Linked DNA regions of Homo sapiens: region 1 is linked to region 2. Evidence: chromatin contacts called from ENCODE Hi-C data. All regions are on one chromosome and are shown on one strand. The core of a region is the stretch at or near the end of the contact, and the rest is flanking DNA. Distances in the headings are between cores, read along the strand shown. Region 1 overlaps SNX9 (sorting nexin 9). Region 2 overlaps TULP4 (TUB like protein 4).

The links. Hi-C counts contacts between places; a loop is a spot of excess contacts on that map. Pooled maps may share reads with other maps.
Region 1: a map with no recorded cell type shows a loop between it and region 2 (3-fold over the local background). The contact joins two enhancer-like sites. A Hi-C loop is called at or near these places in 2 of 37 single-sample maps with no recorded cell type and 2 of 50 pooled maps.

The regions. Positions count from the first base shown.
Region 1 is chr6:157,832,357-157,836,529 of GRCh38, forward strand. All of the region lies in intron 1 of SNX9 (sorting nexin 9), which reads left to right. Among named protein-coding and RNA genes, the nearest start is that of SNX9, 11 kb to the left of the region's middle. Within about 2 kb of position 1,360, at least 6 of the 41 ENCODE cell types and tissues checked have a DNase peak (open chromatin) inside an H3K27ac peak, as active enhancers do.
Region 2 is chr6:158,326,527-158,330,539 of GRCh38, forward strand. All of the region lies in intron 1 of TULP4 (TUB like protein 4), which reads left to right. Among named protein-coding and RNA genes, the nearest start is that of SNORA116, 5.6 kb to the left of the region's middle. Within about 2 kb of position 2,185, at least 3 of the 41 ENCODE cell types and tissues checked have a DNase peak (open chromatin) inside an H3K27ac peak, as active enhancers do.

The DNA.
Region 1 (4,173 bases), core at 110-2,609, 490 kb before region 2:
ATGTCAGTATGAAAGGCCTGTCCTTGTACTCAAAGGGCACAATGTCTTGAAGGAGGGCAGGCTGTCTGCAGGGGCACAGTGCAGGCTCCTGGCACAGTTCCTCAAGCCCAGAGGCTTTCAAAGGACCCAAGTCTTGAAATGTCTGTGTATTAGTCTGTTCTCATGCTGCTATGAAGAAATACCCGAGGCTAGGTAATTTATAAAGAAAAGAGATTTAAATGACTCACAGTTCCAAAGGGCTGGAGAGGCCTCAGGAAGCTTACAAATCCATGGTGGAAGGGGAAGCAAACATGTCCTTCTTCACATGGCAGCAGGAAGAAGTGCCGAGCAAAAGGGGGAAAACCCTTATAAAACCATCAGATCTTGTGAGAATTCATGAGAACAGCATGGGGGTAACTGCCCCCATGATTCAATTACCCCCACCAGGTGCCTCCCACAACATGTGGGGATTATGGGAACTACAATTCAAGATGAGATCTGGGGAGACACAGCCAAACCATATCAGTCTGTTACTTAGTACTTTGAGTGAGTTTTAAACCTTACTCTATCACTTCAGTTGCTTCAAAAATACTTCCATAGTACAGCTCCACAGTCTGCAAGTCCAGACTTTGCCTTGTCAGATCCCAGATATTCAGTTCAGCAGACATTTCAGTAGCTATTTTGTGCCACTTGGATGCTGGGAATAAAGATTTGGATCCTCCCTAGGACAGTTGACATTCAGATATTAATGAATTGGTGTATTTAAAATGTGCGAGTTTAAATGTATTTCCTAATTTAAATTCACAGAAAAAGGCTTGAAAATTTAGACGTATGTATAAATAGTTGCCTATTGCATAGTGGCTGCACATAAGAAGTTTTTTTATGTTTTAGTTTGTTTTATAGTCTCAAGATTTTAAGTAATGAATATTTGCTGCTTTTGTAACAAGGAAAAAAAAGATTTTTTTTTAATTAAAAACTTACTGTCTTTAGGCCTCTAAAGCAGATTCCCAAACTTATATACCTTCTGTTAATTTGTTTCAAATTGTACTAGGTTGGAAAAATTTTTTAATGCTTACACATAGTAAGGGCACTTCAATAGAAGAATGCTAATGCATTCAGGATTACAAATATTATTTTGTAATTTTCTTAAGTATGGTACTTAAGGAAATTTTCTTCTTCCAGGGGAAAAAAAGAGTATGTTTTAAAAGTAGCTTTAAAACATAACTGAAAACTTACTGAACAACTAGCACTGAATCTGAAGGTGTTACAAATTGCTGTTTCATAAATACATTGGTAATTTTACCTGCCACCATGTGCCTTCTCCCTCAGGAGCTTAGAAGAGGCAGGGTGGTTAATTCTTTGTGGTTAGGCAGGGTTTCCAGCACTGCACTTCTCCTCCCGCCTTCCTAAACCATGACTCAGATTTTAGAGTCAAGAGTTGAATAATATGATTTTACAGTTGTTTTGTTGATGCATCAGATTTACTTTGTCCCGTGACTATCTACCAGTATTGCCGAACTGAACTGGGTCCATTTGCCCATGTAGTGGAAAGCCAAACACTGAAGCACCAGGTTTTTGTAGTGAGAGAGGCTTATTGCCAGACAGCTGAGCAAGGAGACAGGAGTTGGACTTAAGTCTGTCTCTCCACGCTGGGGGCTACGTCAGGTTTTGTACTTAGAGGTAATGAGGCGTGATCTGATTGGATCTTGCAGTGGGGTGATGCTGGAGGCATAATCTGACTGGATCCTGCCATGGGGTGACACCAGGGCTTGATCTGATCGGATTTTGGATCCTGCCATGTGGTGTCCACTGTGGTTTTTTTTTTTTTTTTTTTTTTTTTTTTTTTTTTTGAGTCAGGGTCTCTCTTCTGTTGCCCAGGCTGAAGTGCAGTGGTGCAACCTCCACTGACTGCAGCTCAACCTCCTGGGCTCCAGCGATCCTCTCACCTCAACATCCTGAGTAAGCTGACACCACAAAGTGCGTGCCAGCACACCTGGCTAATTTAAAAGAATTTTTTTTTTTTTTTGTAGAGACGGGGTCTCAGTCTGTTCCTCAGGCTGGAGTGCAGTGGCATGATAATAACTCACTGCAGCCTTGAACTCCTGGGCTTAAGTGATTCTCCCACCTCAGCCTCACAAGTAGCTTGGACTACAGCTGTGTGCCACCCCCCCGGCCAATTTTTTAAATTTTTTTTTCTTTAGTAGAATTGAGGTCTCGCCATGTTCCCCAGGTTGGTCTCAAACTCCTAGGCTCAAACGATCCTCCTGTGTCAGCCTCCCAAAGAATTGTGATTACAGCCTCCCAAACTGTTAGTGTCCACTTCTTAATTCAGTGCTCATTCCTCATGCCCATTCCATTCCAAGTGCCCATCTGAGCACGTGGGTTCTATCCATGGCTGCACACTTAGTTTTGGGCATGCTCTGGTGATGTGACGTTCAACCTGGAGGTCCATGCCAACTGAAAAGCAGCTCATAACTTTGTTACATAAAAGTTGAACCAGATTAGTCTGATGCAATTCCAACAGTATGTAAAGCGTATTCAATGTCCTTGCAACCCCTAAAAGCTCCAAAACCCTAGGAAATCAATACCCGTTAGGTTACTGAGATCTGTGGTTACAATAGGTTGAGCTGTCTGAATCATCTAAAGCCAAGATGATACCAAAAAGTATAGACATTTTAAATTTAATTTTATTTTTGAGACAGAGTCTTACTTTGTCACCCAGGCTGGAGTGCAGTGGCATGATCTCAGCTCACTGCAACCTCCACCTCCTGGGTTCAAGCAGTTCTCCTGCCTCAGCCTCCCAGGCAACTGGGATTACAGATGTGTGCCACCACGCTCAGCTAATTTCTGTATTTTTAGTGGAGATGGGGTTTCACCATATTGGCCAGCCCAGTTTCAAACTCCTGACACCAAGTGATCCACCTGCCTCGGCCCCTCAAAGTGCTGGGATTACAGGCGTGAGTCACCATGCCCAGCCAAGATTTTTAAAATATTCTAATATTTACTTCTATTAGAGTTCAATTACTATATAATGACCAAAAGCAAAGTTTTCAGCCTTTAAAAACCCATTCCCCTTCTTTTTTTTTTTTTTTTTTTAAATAGAGTCTTGCTCTGTTGCCCAGGCTGGAGTCCAGTGGTGCAAACATGGCTCATTGAAGCCTTGAACTCCCACACTGAAGCAATCCTCCTGCCTCATCCTCTTGAGTATCTGTGATATGGTTAGGCTTCGTGTCCCCACCCAAATCTCATCTTGAATTGTAATCGCTGTAATCTCCAAGTGTCACAGGAGGGACCAGGTGGAGGTAATTGAATCACGGGGTCGATTTCCCCCATGCTGACTGAGCTGATGGTTTTATAAGGGGTTCTTCCACCTTCACTCAGTACTTCTCCTTCCTGCCACCTTGTGAAGAAGGTGCCTTGCTTCCCCTTCACTTTCCATCGTGGTTCATGAGGCCTCCCTAGCCATGCTGAACTGTGAGTCAATTAAACCTCTTTCCTGTATAAATTACCCAGTCTTGGGCAGTTCTTTATAGCCGTGTGAAAACAGACTAATACAGTCTGGGACCACAGGCATACACCACCATGCCTAGCCATTTATTTTTTATTTTGGTTGAGAAGGGTCTCACTCTGTTGCTCAGGGTGGAGTGCCGTGGCGTGATCTGGGCTCACAGCAGCAGCCTCGACCTCCCAGGCACAAGCAATCCTTCTGCCTCAGCCTCCCAAGTAGCTGGGACTACAGGCACATGCCACCAGAGCCAGCTAATATTTAATTTTTTGTTTGTTTGTTTGTTTGTTTGTAGAGACAGGGTCTCTCTATGTGCCCAGGCTGATCTTGAACTTCTGGGCTCAAACATTCCTCCTGCCTCAGCCTCCCAAAGTGCTGGGATTATAGCCATTACCCTTTTTGATAAGTGGAAACATCTTGTGCACGTTCTGGAGTTTTCATTATGAAAGTGATAGATAGTGATTCTCTAAAATGCTACAAGTATTAAATTTTTTTCTCAAACTCCCCTCTTCTCTGATTCATTAGGACTCTCTTCTATACAGAAAGATATGGCAATGGTAATAAGCTTCCATCTGAGAGAGAAATTGAACTCTTGCTAAAGTGATGATATTTCCTAAGGATTAGGAATTAATGGTAGAGCTGTGGTACTCTAACTAGCTGTATCACAGTCACCAACCCGGGGAGCTTGT
Region 2 (4,013 bases), core at 935-3,434:
TTTTTGTTGGAACATAATCTCCAGTATCTTCCTAAGAAAGTATTTGTAAGTCATAAAGTATAAGACTTTTAATCTCTGTAAATGTCTTAATTGCTTTCACACTTGATAGTTTGGCTGGGTACAGATTTCTAGGTAGTTTTCTTCAGAATTTTGTCTTCACATTTCCAGAGTTTTTAGAAGCATAGTAGTTAAGAGCTCAGGCCCCGGAGCTAGACTCAGTTTACGTTCTAGCTCCATCACTTAGTAATGCCATGACTTTAAATATATTATCTAATTTATCTTTATAGTTGTCCCTTGACTATCATGGTTTGAACTTTGTGGATCCACTTATATGTGGAATTTTTTCAATCAAATACGGATCAAAAATACAGTATTTCTGGGATGCAAAATCCATGTTTATATGGAGAGGATTATACACAAAATCAACGTTTGTATGCTTAAGTTCTTGTGGGCTGACTGCGGGATTTGAGTATGTGAGAATTTGGGTATACGTGCACAGTCCTGCAACCATCCCCCTTGTGTACCAGACTGTACTATGATTTTCTCATTTGTGAAATGGATTTATAAATAATACTTTCCTCATATGGGATTTGTTGTAAGGATTCAGTGGTTACTATAGCCATTTAGAAAAGTGGCTGGCACATGATGAGGGCTTTTTAAAATTGACTATTATTACTCTAGGTCCTTTATATGTGACCTAAAAAACATTCAAAAGTTTATGCATGTGTTCTTTTTTCTAGGTATTCTGAAATTTCATAATGGTCTGCTTTAGTAACTTTTTTCACATTAACAAGGTAGAGACCCATTTGGTGGAAACGATGCTCTTCAGTTCCAGGGCTTTTTGGTTGTTGTTGCTTTAAGAATTACTACCCACCTGCATCCTGGATTTTCTCTGTTTTCTCTAACCTACTAGTCAGATGTTTAACCTCTTAGAATAACTTCCTGACTTTTAAAGTTTTACATGTTTGACTTTCTGAGAGATTTCCTTACTTTATTTTTTAAGCTTTTCTAATCAAAATTATTTCAGAGCCATGATGGTTTTCATTTCTAACATCTTGTTCTAATCTACTGGCTGCTCCAGTTCTTATTTTATGGGCACTATATTTTCTCATACTTCTGTGAGGATACAAATTATGGTTTTAAACAATTTTTTTTTTGTCCATGCATTAGATCTGCTTTTTTTGAGGTTTTTTAAAGAGGTGTGTGTGAGTGTGTATAGGGGTGGTTCTGTGTGAATCTCCCCACCACCACCCAGATTTTTTATAATTGAGGTCTTCTTTAAATGTCTAATGATCCTTGACTATTTATTCAAATGTAAGAGTAGTGCACCATGAATCTCTTTGGCATCTTTTGTGTGTGTATATGTAGGGGGTGTTTAGCTGGTGAGCTTTATTGTATTATATAATGACCTGGGGGAGAACCAGCTGTTTTCTTGGGACTGCCAAAGGTCAGCATCCAAGCAGCTTTCTCCGTAGTGGTCCAGTTTCTTTCAGTAAGAAACTTCCAGTCACACACCTGTGAATATACTCCTGTTGCCAGCATTCTCAGAGCTGGTGTGTGTGTGTGTGTGTGTGTGTGTGTGTGTGTGTGTGTGTGTGTGTGCGTGCGTGCTGGGAAAGAGGTAGACCTAGTTATATGAAAGTTGGAGGAGCAGGAGGAGGGAGGAGGAGGAGCTAATATTGAGTATTTATTTTGTACCAGACACCATCCTAAGTGCTATAGCTCACTCAGTCCTCACATCAGCTCTGCAGCTTTGCACCTGTTATTGTCATCTTTTTTTTTTAGATGAGGAAAGTGAGGTACAGAGACGTTAAGCAGCTTGCCCAAAGTAAGGCATCTCTGCTAATTGACAGAGCTGAAATTGAACTCAGGAACCTTCTAGATTCTATGTATTTGGCTTTTCACAACATCATTCTTGTTTTCAATCCTTGTCACTATCTCTGCTGTGCCTGAGATTCCCAAAACGAGTTGTGGCTAACCCAGAGAATAACCCTTCAGTGCCTGATGTTGGTGGAGAGAAGAATTGCCTAGTTACATCTCATATGGCTCAGCAGGGGAGAGGAGTGCCCTCATGGTTGCTAAATGTGGGAATGGAATGTGAGGCAGGAGGCAGGTGAGAGGTTAGTACAGGTGGGAGGTGTCCCCGCTGTGTGGGGAGGAGGGACTTTTGCCACTAGTTCTGTTACAGGTTTGGGATTCTAGGACACTGGACACTAATGTGCCTAATCTGTAAGGCATTCTAGACTCATCTTGTGCAGTTCATTCATCTTCCCGCCTCGCAAGCCAGCAGAGCCTGACTTGGGGCCTCAGCTCTGCATGGAGCTACCTATTGGGCCTTCAACAGCGAGGGTTTTAGTCAGAAACACAGAAATGAATCCTTAGTGCACTGGGCAGTGGGTATCGTATTTTACTAGGAGGTTTTTGTCTAGAAGTTGGTCATTTCTCTGGGATATGGTATAGGATGGGTGGGAAGGGTGCCACAAGGAAAAACGTGAGAATTTGTACTGTGCAACAGTTTGGTGTTTCCAGTTGGGTCCACCCACAACCTTGACTCCAAACTTCCAAAACAAACACACCTGTGCATTTTGCCCAAGATTCTATTGCTGGGTGTTTTTATTGTACCTTCTGGCAACCTACATTTGGTTTCTCTTCCTCATTGTTGCTGTTTTAGGGAATTCTTACTGACATGTGTTGTTTTTTCCACTTGGCCTAGTTAGATTTGGTCTACTAAAATACAGAGGAGATTGTCTCTATCTTAGGGACTTTTCTTTATCCTCCTAGTCAAGCTCACTTCCAGCCTTTCTTTTTCCTCCCTGTATATAATCCCTGTGACAACGTTTAAGGCAAAACCGAGATTTGTATGTTTTAGCTCTGTTCTTTCTTTGCTGATTAAATTTTTAGAGTTTAAGGAAGAGTTCATTAATCAGAACCTTAACATTAAAAAAAAAAAAGAAGAATAACCTCGAAAGCACCATCCTTGTCAGAAAGCTCTATTTTGTAAACTCCTTGGTAGCAGAAATAAATGTTTGATGGCTTTGTTTAAAAAGGCAGTATGAGTTAATGTTTAGGACTTGGGAAGTTAATTTTATACAGAAAACAAGAGTGTAAAAACCATCTATTGTCTCTCCATTCACTTGATGTTTTTCACAATTTTAGATTTTTTTTTAACCTCTTCAGGAAATTCGCTACAGATGGCATTTGTGACTAATTAGGGAATCACTTAAACATGACCAAAGAGCTTTTGCTTGTCTCCTAGGCCTTAAAATTTTGTTTTCCTTTAATTGTGCTTTGAAAAACCTAACTATTTTCAAGATTGAAAACACCTTAGGGGAGTCAGGCTCTGTAATGTAAACTGAAATTTTCCCCTAGTAATGAAACACTTGTTTAAGTGATCAATATCTCTTTTTTAAAAAAAGCATTATTATATTTTAAATCAGCATTGTGCAATAGAAACATAATATTAACCACATATGTAATATTAAATTTTAAATAGACACATTAAAAGTAAAAAGAAACAGGTGAAATTAATTTTTAATATACTTTAACTCAATATATCTAAAATATTTCAGCATGTAATCGATATACAAACTACTAATTTGATAACCGATACTCTTTTTTTTATACTAAGTCTTTGAAATCTGGCACATCTCAATTTGGATTAGCCACACTGGCAAGTGCCCAGTTGCCACATGTGGCTAGTAACTACCATATTGGACTGTAGTTTTAGACAAGTCTCTTTCTTTTTGAGGGCTGTGGCAGAGCTCCATGCTTACCCAGAGAACTTGTTAATGAATGTCCAATAGGACCTTGGATAAAAGGCATTTAAAAACCCTTTTATTTGGAAATAATTTCAAACTATAAAAATTGGAATAAAGTACAAAGAATACTCTTACTCAAATTCAGCTATGAACATTTTGCTTTATTCTGTCCTTTGCACTTCCATGTGCACGCATACACTCTCTCTCTTTCTCTCTCTTGTTATATATGTAAGGTGTTCTTCCCCCCTGGATCAT